Linked DNA regions of Homo sapiens: region 1 is linked to region 2. A link is an interaction called in ENCODE POLR2A ChIA-PET data of the cell type or tissue named here. Cell type or tissue: MCF 10A. All regions are shown on one strand. Links, peaks and the distances in the headings refer to the core of each region. The heading gives the core; the rest is flanking DNA. Region 1 has its middle 14 kb from the start of SEPTIN6. Region 2 holds the start of STEEP1 (STING1 ER exit protein 1).

Region 1 (5,379 bases), core at 122-5,121, 140 kb before region 2:
ACCCCTTTGAGAAGTTGGGGTGGTGCTTATCATTCAAAAGCAAGCTTAGGCCAGGCATGGTGGCTCACGCCTGTAATCCCAGCACTTTGGGAGACTGAGGCTGGCGGATCACGAGGTCAGGAGTTCAAAACCAGCCTGACCAACATGGTGAAACCCCGTCTCTACTAAAAATAGAAAAGTTAGCCAGGCATGGTGGTGTGCACCTGTAATCCCAGCTACTCAGGAGGCTGAGACAGGAGAATCACTTGAACGCGGGAGACAGAGGTTGCAGTGAGCTGAGTTCACACCATTGCACTCCAGCCTGGGCGACAAAGCAAGATTTTGTTTCAAAAAAAAAAAAAAAAAAAAAAGCGAGCTTAGATGAGGGGTGTTTTATCCTTTCTGACAAGATCTTATCCACACTTAAGCCAAGAAATTTCTGCCTTGCTTTAGAGATGTCTTCAAAACCCCCATGCCCCATGTCTCCGCAGAAAGAACTACCCCTTCCTCCCCCACATACACATCCCTACTCACCCTCAGTTTTGACTCCAGTTCAAGATAATAGATTCACACTATTGGAATCCACCCCTGTGCTTTTGTTGACATCTGGCATTTCCCAACCCATTTCTGGTTACCAGTGTTTTGTTCTTAGACCTCATTCTGATAATTTGATAATTTCCTTTGCCTATTTTACCCAGCCACTTCCTACTGCCATTCAGGCATCAACTTAGGTATCAACGCATCTGTAAAGCCTTCCTTAATTACCTGAGTCTCAATTGGGTACCCATCCTGAGGACCCCATTCTTTTCTTCACCACTCTGTATTATAATAACCTATGTGACTTTTCATCCCCCAACTCCCACCCAGACTGTACATTCCATAATGCACTTGTTCACCACTGTTTCCCAATGTCATGTACAGGTCTCAGCACACACAAAATGTTCTATAAATCTCTATTGAATAAATGAATGAATGAATGTATTCCACCAGTTTATTCACCCCTTTAAACCCTGACTGTATCCTTGACTTGGTCTCTCAGCTGAAGGCTGACACTGTGGAATGTCTGATTTTAAGTAACATGACTTCTCCATGAGTCTGCTTCGTTGAATTAGCTGCAAGTCAATATGCCCTCAGGTGACTGAATCTATTTTATAAAGTTATTTAATATTGACCAATTGAGTTACAGAAAATATGTGCCAAAGTCAGGGGTTACAATTTTATCTTGATTATTTCTAACAGGAGTAAAATACCATGACTGATTATCTTTTGAGGTCTCTCTTGGCAGGTAATGATAAAACCTTGTCACCAGCTTCCTAAAGGTCCCTGAATGTGTATTTGCCATGGCAGGGAAAATATCTGTCCAGGTGATTGAAACACACATTCAAATCACTGGAGTAGAAATTTAAAAAGAAGGGCGGGGAGTGGTGGCTCATACCTGAAATCCCAGCACTTTGGGAGGCCAAGGTGAGAGGATTGCTTGAGGCCAGGAGTTAGACACCAGCCTGGGCAACATAGGGAGACCCCTGTCTACACAAAAAACTAGCTGGGCATAGTGGCGTGAGCCTGTAGTCTCAGATACTGGAGAGGCTGAAGTGGGAGGATCATTTGAACCCAGGAGGTCAAGGCTACAGTGAGCTGTGATCATTGCTCCACTGCACTACAGCCTGGGAGACAGAGCGAGACCCTGTCTCAAAAAAAAAAAAAAAAAAAAAAAAAGGGAGGTGCTGGGTGCAGTGTCTCACACCTGTAATCCCAGCACTTTGGGAGGTGGAGGTGGGTGGATCACTTGAGGCCAGGAGTTCGAGACCAGCCTGGGCAACATAGAGATACTGTCTTTACAAAAAATAAACAAAAAAACGTAGCCAGGCATGGTGGCGTATGCCTGTGGTCCCCGCTACTTGGGAGGCTGAGGTGGGAGGACCAGCTGAGCCCAGGAGGTTGAGGCTGCAGTCAGCCATGATTGAGCCACTGCACTCCAGCCCGTCTCCAAAAGAAAAGAAAAGAAATGTAAAAAGAAGGGAGCAGGCCCTTTGCAAGTGTTTTCTGTCCTATTATGATATTTTAAATACTTAGTTGTAAAGATGAAATTGGCTGGGCGCGGTGGCTCAAGCCTGCAATCCCAGCACTTTGGGAGGCCGAGGCAGTCAGATCACGAGGTCAGGAGTTCGAGACCAGCCTGGCCAACATGATGAAACCCTGTCTCTACTAAAAATACAAAAATTAGCCGGGCATGGTGGCACTCGCCTGTAATTCCAGCTGATCAGGAGGCTGAGGCAGGAGAATCACTTGAACCTGGGAGGCAGAGGTTGCACTGAGCCGAGATCGTGCTACTGCACTCCAGCCTGGGAGACAGAGAGAGATTCCATCCCAAAAAAAAGATGAAATTAGGAGTGTTACCTGGCCACCGAAAGACCACACAGGATGCTAATACCTTGGTGAATATACTAAGATCTACAGTTTGTTCCTCGTCTTTGCAATTTAAAACACCTCAGCTTCCGAAAGATAATTCATGCTAGCCAAATTCACATTCATCAAAGCAGAGTGACAATTTAGTAATTTACAATAAAATGAAGAACACTAAGGGCAAATATCATAAAGGGAAGTATTGATAGATTTGACTGCATAAATATTTTAAAACTCTTATACAAAAATCCACCATAAGTAAATGAGAAAGGATTAATATTCATATGTACACAAAGACCTCTGTGAATTCCCAAGAGAAAGATAAGTGTTTCAATATAAAAGTGAGCTAAGGACATGTACAGGAAATTTATAAAAGAGAAGATACAATTGGCTGATAACTACGAATTTCAATTCTTCTTTCTCCTGTCAGCAGTGTGCTACAGCCTGCTTGCGGGGCTTGAAACGTCACATAGATAGCCTGAAATCAGTCATAGTGAGAGTATTTTACACCATGGAAATCGGCAAATGATGCACAGCAGGGTTGTTGTTTGTTTTTTTCTTGGAAAGCCAATTACTAAACATTTACCAGCCCAGTACTCTGTGTATTCAATCACTACCTTTCACCGGAATCCTTTCCAACAACATTTAACATTCTCATGTCTTTTCTGCCATCTTTCTTTTATTATTATTATTGTCTATTTTTTGAAACAGAGTCTCACTCTGTCACTCAGGCTGGAGTGCTATGGCGTGATCTTGGATCACTGCAACCTCTGCCTCCTGGTTTCAAGCAATTCTCCTGCCTCAGCCTCCCAAGTAGCTGGAATTACAGGTGCCCACAACCATGCCTGGCTACTTTTTGTGGTTTTAGTAGAGATGGGGTTTCACCAGGTTGGCTAGGCTGGTCTCGAACTTCTGACCTCAAGTGATCTGCCTGCCTTGGCCTCTCAATGTGCTGGGATTACAGGCGTAAGCCACCACGCCCAGCCTGCCATCTTTAAAGAAACTCTGACCTCTACATCCTTCTCCAGCTACCATACCATCTCTGTTTTCCTTTACAGCCATGTTGTTTTTTCAAATTGGCTATATAGTACTTGCTGAATCCATTTGCTCATTTCCCAATCATTCTTCAGCATACTTGAGCCTTTTTTTTTTGCCACCATCACACTCCCAAAACAGCTCTTGATTAGCTCAATGAGCTCCATGAACCCTAAATTCTATGGACAGTTTTCCCTTATCTCCCTTGACCTTTTGGCAGTTGGCAATATTCAGCTCTTTTTTTTTTTTTTTAAAGAGATGGGGTCTTTCTATGTTGCCCAGGCCGGTTTCAAACTCCTGGGCTCAAGTGATCCTCCTGCCTTGGCCTCCCAAAGTGCTGGGATCACAGGCATGAGCCAATGCGCCCAGCCAGGATTCAGTTTTGTTGACCATTACCTTCTTGAAATCCTCTTGTCCTTGGGTTTCAGTGGCATGTGGTGGTCTGCATTTTCCTCCATCCTCTCTGGCTTCTCCTTTTCAGGTTCTTCCTCCTATTTTCCATCTCTTAATGTTGAGGTTTTCCAGGGATTAGTCTTGAGTCCTCTAGGTCATTTCATCTATTCCCATGGGTTTAAATACCACCTGCAAACCAATGACTCCTATACTTTTATCTCTCCTCTGAGCTGTAATTGCGTACTCGACATCTTCCCCTTCAATGCCTCAAAAGCTTCTCAAACTCAACATGTCCCAAACTGGTGCCAAAGACTTTCTCCTTCCTCCCCAAATCAGAGGTTCTCCAGTGCTCCCCATCTCAACAAAATGTACCACCACATAAGCCAGAAACCTCAAAGTTGTCCTTGGCATCTCTGTCTTCCTCATCCTCCACCTCCCATCACCAAGTCTGGGTTGTCTTTCCCTCCTAAATATCTCCCAAAGAAGTTTTCTTTTCTCCATTTCCACTTCCAACACCCTAGTACAAGCCCGCATGATCTCTCAGCTGGACCACTGCAATAGCCTCCTAACTGACCTTCCTGCCTCCACTCTTTTTGCCTTTCAATACACTGTCCACACTGAAGACAAGGGAACTTTTCAGAACATGGATCTGATTATGTCACTCTCCTGTCTTAAGACTCTCAGTGGCTTCCTGTTGCTTCCTGTTTGCTTTTTATATTGTTGGATAAAAATATCCCCCTTAATGTTGGTCTAGGGGCCTGTGTGATCTTGCTCTATGCTCACCTCTTCAGTCTCATTTCATCCTGCTCTGGTCCCTGTGCACTTCAGCCACATCAGCTTTCTTTTCTTTTTGTTTCTTTCTCTCTTTCTTTCTTTTTTTTTTTTTTTGAGATAGGGTTTCGCTCTGTCGCCCAGGCCAGAGTGCAATGGTGCAATCACAGCTCACTGCAGCCTCCACCTCCAGACTCAAGCAATCCTTCCACTTCAGCCTCCCAAGTAGCTGGGACTACAGGTATGTGCTACTATGCCTGGCTAATTTTTTAACCTTTTTTTTTTTTTTTTTTTTTAGAGATGAGGTCTCACTATGTTGCTCAGGCTGGTCTCAAACTCCTGGCCCCAAGCAATCCTCCTGCCTTGGCCTCCCAAAGTGCTAGGATTACAGGTGTGTGTCACCACTCCCACCCTCTGTTTCTTGCATAGAGTTTTCATACATGCTCTTTCCTTTGCTTGGAATGCTCTTCCTACTCCCATCCTCCCTTTACCTTGCTCACACCCATTTAATCTTCTGATCTGAATTCAAACGTCACTTCCTCCATGAAGCCTCATAGATGGACATACTAGACTGCTAGACTAAGTCAAATCTGTCCCCATCCCACCCCACCACCATTATAGGCTCTCAGGGCACCATGAGTATCTCCTAGGTGCTCTTATTGCAGTTTTATTTTTTCATTAATGTGTGTGATATTGTTTGCTATCTGTCTTCCCTATTAGACTGTAAGCTCCATGAAGTCAGGGACCAAGTCTGCTTTTGCTCACTGTTAATCTCCAGCACTTAGTCTAGGACTTGAC
Region 2 (5,379 bases), core at 174-5,173:
CTACTAAAAATACAAAAAATTTGCCGGGCGTGGTGGCGGGCGCCTGTAGTCCCAGCTACTCGGGAGGCTGAGGCAGGAGAATGGCGCGAACCCGGGAGGCGGAGCTTGCAGTGAGCCGAGATCGCACCACTGCACTCCAGCCTGGGCGACAGAGCGAGACTCCGTCTCAAAAAAAAAAAAAAAGAAAAAAAAAAAAAGAAAACCCCATCTCTACCAAAAATACAAAAAGTAGCTGAGTGTGGTGGCGCATGCCTGTAATCCCAGCTACTCAGGGGGCTGAGGCAGGAGAATTGCTTGAACCTGGGAGGTGGAGGTTGCAGTGAGCCGAGATCACGCCACCGCCCTCCAGCCTGGGCGAGAGAGCGAGACTCCATCCCCCGCCCCCCCCAAAAAGGAAAAAATAAAAATAAGCCTATAGTCAAAGTAAGTTTCTGAGTGGCTCCTTTGTTAGCCAACCAAGGAAAGTCATTTACTGATACTGAGCTAAATTGTGTTTGGCTGCAGAAGTCAAAGAAATAGGCTCAAGAAAAATAAAACTTGTGAAGACTATTCACCTTTCAGCAAGAACAGTGGCTCTAAGAGTTGAGGACATTGAAATCAACATCAAAACAAAAACAAACAAACAAAAAAGGGCAAGGCACGGTGGCTCACACCTGTAATCTCAGCACTTTGAAAGCCTGCAGCAGAAGGATTGCTTGAGCCCAACAGTTCAAGACTACCCTGGGCAACACAGCAAGACCTTGTCTCTACAAAAAAATTAAAAAAAAAATAGCCGATGTGGTGGTGTGCATGTGTGGTCCCAGCTACTAGGGAGGCTAAGGTGGGAGGATCACTTGAGCCCAGGAGTTTGAGGCTGCAGTGAGCTGTGATCATGCCACTGCACTCCAGCCTGGGTGACAGAGCAAGACCCTGTCTCAAAAACAAAAACAAAAACAAAGCAAATGATTTCAAGTGGTTTTCCTTGGCTCCTGATGAATGTTTACCAATATTACTCAGTTGTTGTTTTTTACTCAAGGAGTCAATGTTGACTTTAAAGTGACTGAAGAATTGGACCGGGCGTGGTGGCTCACGCCTGTAATCTCAGCACTTTGGGAGGCCGATGTGGGCAGATCACTTGAGGTGAGGAGTTTGAGATCAGCCTGACCAACATGGTGAAACCCTGCCTCTACTAAAAATACAAAAAAAAAAAAAAAAAAAAAAATTAGCCAGGCATGGTGGCATGTGCCTGTAATCCCAGTTACTCAGGAGGCTGAGGCAGGAGAGTTGATTGAACCTGGGCGGTGGAGGTTGCAGTGAGCCAAGATTGTGCCACTGCACTCCAGCCAGCCTGGGTGACAGAGCCAGACTCTGTCTCAAAAAAAAAAAAAAAAAAAAAAATTGGCCTGGGTGTATGGTCTTGTGTGGAACAACTGCAGATGAGAGTATTTCAAAGAAGTCAGGAAAACACTAATTCAATTCAGTCTAAAGCATAATTTGCTAAGATGTATTACAAATATGTATGGAGCAGAAAAGGTTTAGACAAATGTACAATACTTGTCAAAATGTAAGTTGTTTAAAATCCTGTAGTTATTAATTGTATTATTAAACAGCAGGTACTTTGCAACAAACAAACAAACAAACTTGAATCTGTCTTGTGTTATTCTTGACAGTAGTGTCAACAGTGAAGTTCAGCTGGGCGCGGTGGCTCACACCTGTAATCCCAGCACTTTGGGAGACCAAGGTGGGTGGATCACGAGGTCAGGAGTTCAAGATTTTAGAAAATTTGAATTTGAATTTGAATTCAAAATTTTAGAAAATTTTCTAAATGAGAAGAACCCCACCCTTGACCACTATTATTGAACATGAATAGTTTTAAAAAATGGCTTTTGCCATAGACTTAGTAATGTTCCTTAATGAATTTAACCTAAAATTACAAGGCAAAACAGTGTTTATACCTGAAACCTGTACTGCAGTAAAGTCATTCAATGACATCCCACATTGTTTGAATCACAAACAGTGTCAAGGTGCTTTAATCACTTCTCGTGCTGTCAAAAGTTAAAAATCCAGATTTATATTCCCACACAAATTTGCGGTGGAAGTATTCTTGTACATGAATGTTCATAGCAGCATTATCTATATAATAACCAAAAAGTGAAAACATCCCCGTTGTCTGCCAATTGATGAATGAACAAAATGTGATATATCCATATGATGAAATATTATTCAACCATAAAAAGGAAAGAAGTACTGTAACATGGATGAACCTTGAAAACATTATGGTAAATGAAAGAAGCCAGACAAATGGCCACATATTGTAGGATTCCATTTATATGAAATGTCCAGAATAGGCAAATCCATAGAGATAAAAAGTAGATTAGTGGTTGCCGTGGGCTGGGAAGGTGGGGGATGTGCGGGTCGTGGTGACTACTAATGGGTATAAGATTTCTTTTTGAGATGATGGAAATGTTCTGGAATTAGTGGTGATGGTTACACAACTTTGTGAATACACTAAAAAACACCCAATTACACATTTTAAAAGGGTGAATTTTATGTTACGTGAATTATATCAACTAAAAAATAAGATACCTAAAAAATTATGTACTCATCTGGAATAGTCATTAAAATCACAATCATATTTAGAAACACACCCAAATCAGTATCATATATATATATATATATATATAATATAAACTATATAATGCATAGTCCTTTATTTAGCTGGTCTTATATATACATATGTGTATATATACATATAAATGCATGCGTTATAGAAATGTAAAGAATTTATATAATATTAAGGGTGTTGTGAGAAAGCCCACCAATCTTCATTGAGAAGTGACTCCCAGATCACAGGAGTCCCAGCTAACTTGGCCAAGACAAAGTAGGTTCTGGGAGGCTCCAGGCGCACCCCCGTATATCTTAGCCTGATAGGACAGCCCGGAAGTTTATAAGACTTCTGCTAACACGTGACCAGCGTAGCCACAAGGAAAAGGTGCAAGGCGCACTCGTGACGTCATTTCGGGGCGACCCTCTTCTTGGCGTAGAGTTTTCAGATTGCTCTTGGGAATCATGCCGAAAGTAGTGTCTCGGTCAGTAGTCTGCTCTGACACTCGGGACCGGGAGGAATATGACGACGGCGAGAAGCCCCTCCATGTTTACTACTGTTTGTGCGGCCAGATGGTCCTAGTGCTGGGTGAGTAGCCGGGAACTGCGGGGGCGTCTGCAAGGAGCCAGACTTCGGGTTCTTGAAGGCGAATTTCCTCTGGCTGTGATCTGGGAGCCACTTCTCAACGAAGATTGGTGGGTTTTCTCTCTCCGACTAAATCCTCCCTACGCATCCCCGCCCCACTCCAGGGCATTTTTTTTTTTCCTGCTTTTTGTTTAGCCTTGTGACTCTGTATCCAGACCTTCCTCAAAACTAAACTCCTTCAGGAGAACAAAAATAGAAACACAAACATATTGTATTTCCCTCTTAATCCACTGTCTTCAAAAACTACTGCCTCTAGAAGCTTTATAACTTTTCTGCTGGATACCAAGATGCTGCAGTTGCTCTTACCTCACAGCAAACGAAAATAAAACCCTCCCTCGATCCTGTATTCCCCTCCAGCTATAACCCCATTTCGTTGCTTCTTTTATAGCAAAGCTTCTCAAAAGAGTTGCCTATATTGGCTGTCTCTGCATCCTGACTTCTAATTCTCTCCTGACCTCACTTCAGGTAGGCTTTCCTTCCCACCTCATCATCTTAACCGTATTTGGCTCCATGTTAACAGTTCTAGTGGTCAGTTATCAATGTTCATTTTAATTCTGTCAGTGGCATTTGACAGAGGTAATCATTTCATTCCTTTTGCAACATGTTTTTTATTTGCTTCCAAGACTCCATACTCACTTGATTTTCCTCCTACCTCGTATTTCCCCCCCCCCTTTTTTTTCAGATGGAGTCTCACTCTGCTGCCCAGGCTGGAGTGCAGTGGTGCAATCTCGGCTCACTGCAAGCTCTGCCTCCCGGATTCAAGTGATTCTCCTGCCTCAGCCTCCCGAGTAGCTGGGATTACAGGCGCCCGCCACCATGCCCGGCTAATTTTTGTGTTTTTAGTAGAGACGGGGGTTTCACTACGTTGGCCAGGCTGGTCTCGAACTCCTGACCTCGTGATCCACCCGCCTCGGCCTCCCAAGGTGCTGGGATTACAGGCGTGAGCCACCGCGCCCAGCCTTAGATTTTTCCCCTTGTCTGGCTCCCTTTTCTCTCTCAGACTTTTAGGCATTCCAAGGCCCTATAGCTCAGTACTCTCACCTGTTCTCACTCTGTACCCACCCCCTAGGTGATCTCATTCATTCCCAAGCTTTAAATACAACTGACATGCTGGTAACTCCCAGATGTTCATCTTTAACCTGCACCTCTCCTGAGACTCCAATTGCCTATTCAACATCTCCACTTGAATGTCTAATGGGCCTCTCAAATATATCGTGCTGAAAATTGAGTTCATGACCCTCTACACCCCCTCTCCAATTGCTCCTCTTATAGTCATCCCTATTGCAGTCAGTAGTACAACTATTCATCCAGTATCTCAGACCAAAACCTGGAATCAGTCTTGACTTCTGTCTGTCACGTACCTTACATCTGTCCAGTCCATCAGGAAATCCTGCAGGTGCTTTCGTGAAAATGTATGCAGGATCTGACTGCTTCTTACCACCTCCATTCCTTTTTCTTTTTGAGACAGAGGGAGTCTCACTCTGTCACCCAGGCTGGAGTGCTGTGGCGCGGTCTCAGCTCACTGCAACTTCCGCCTCCCAGGTTCAAGCGATTCTCCTGCCTCAGCCTCCCAAGTAGTGTGCGCCACCAGGCCCGGCTAGTTTTTTTTTTTTTCTTTTTTTTTTTGAGATGGAGTTTCGCTCTTCTTGCCCAGGCTGGAGTGCAGTGGTGCGATCTCGGCTCACTGCAACTTCCACCTCCCAGGTTCAAGCGATTCTCCTGCCTCAACCTCCCTAGTAGCTGGGATTACAGGCATGTGCCACCACGCCCGGCTAATTTTGTATTTTTAGTAGAGATGGGGTTTCACCATGTTGGCCAGACTGGTCTTGAACTCCTGACCTCAAGTGATCCACCCACCTAGGCCTCCCAAAGTGCTGGGATTACAGGCATGAGCCACCACGGCCGGCCTACCACCTCCACTTCTAACACTGTAGTCCAAGCTACTACCATCTTTCACCTGGATTGGCACAATAGTCTCTTGCTCTCGTTGCTTCCACTCTTTTCCACATAGTAGCCAGAGTCCTGTTCAAAACCAATGGTTTCATATAACACTGAGAATAAAACCAAAGTCCATCCATACCAAGACCCTTGATCAGGCCTGTGGCTACCTCTCAGGCTTCATTCCCTAACAGTCTTCCTCTTGCTCATCG

What was found. Peaks named below come from ENCODE experiments on the same cell type or tissue, not always from the same donor. Only the 100,000 strongest peaks of a DNase experiment are listed, where the experiment ranks them.
Region 1: POLR2A ChIA-PET joins it to region 2 with 5 read pairs; 14 of 35 experiments call an interaction of 5 or more read pairs at or near these places.

What each region holds. Positions count from the first base shown.
Region 1 is chrX:119,704,321-119,709,699 of GRCh38, reverse strand. No RefSeq gene overlaps it. Among named protein-coding and RNA genes, the nearest start is that of SEPTIN6, 14 kb to the right of the region's middle. In MCF 10A, for the core only: no CTCF peak of the experiment used is centred there; no DNase peak of the experiment used is centred there.
Region 2 is chrX:119,563,025-119,568,403 of GRCh38, reverse strand. STEEP1 (STING1 ER exit protein 1) reads left to right here and starts at 2,995. Exons shown (of 7, transcript NM_022101.4): 1 at 2,995-3,172. The coding sequence starts at 3,049. In MCF 10A, for the core only: no CTCF peak of the experiment used is centred there; a DNase peak (open chromatin) is centred at 2,953.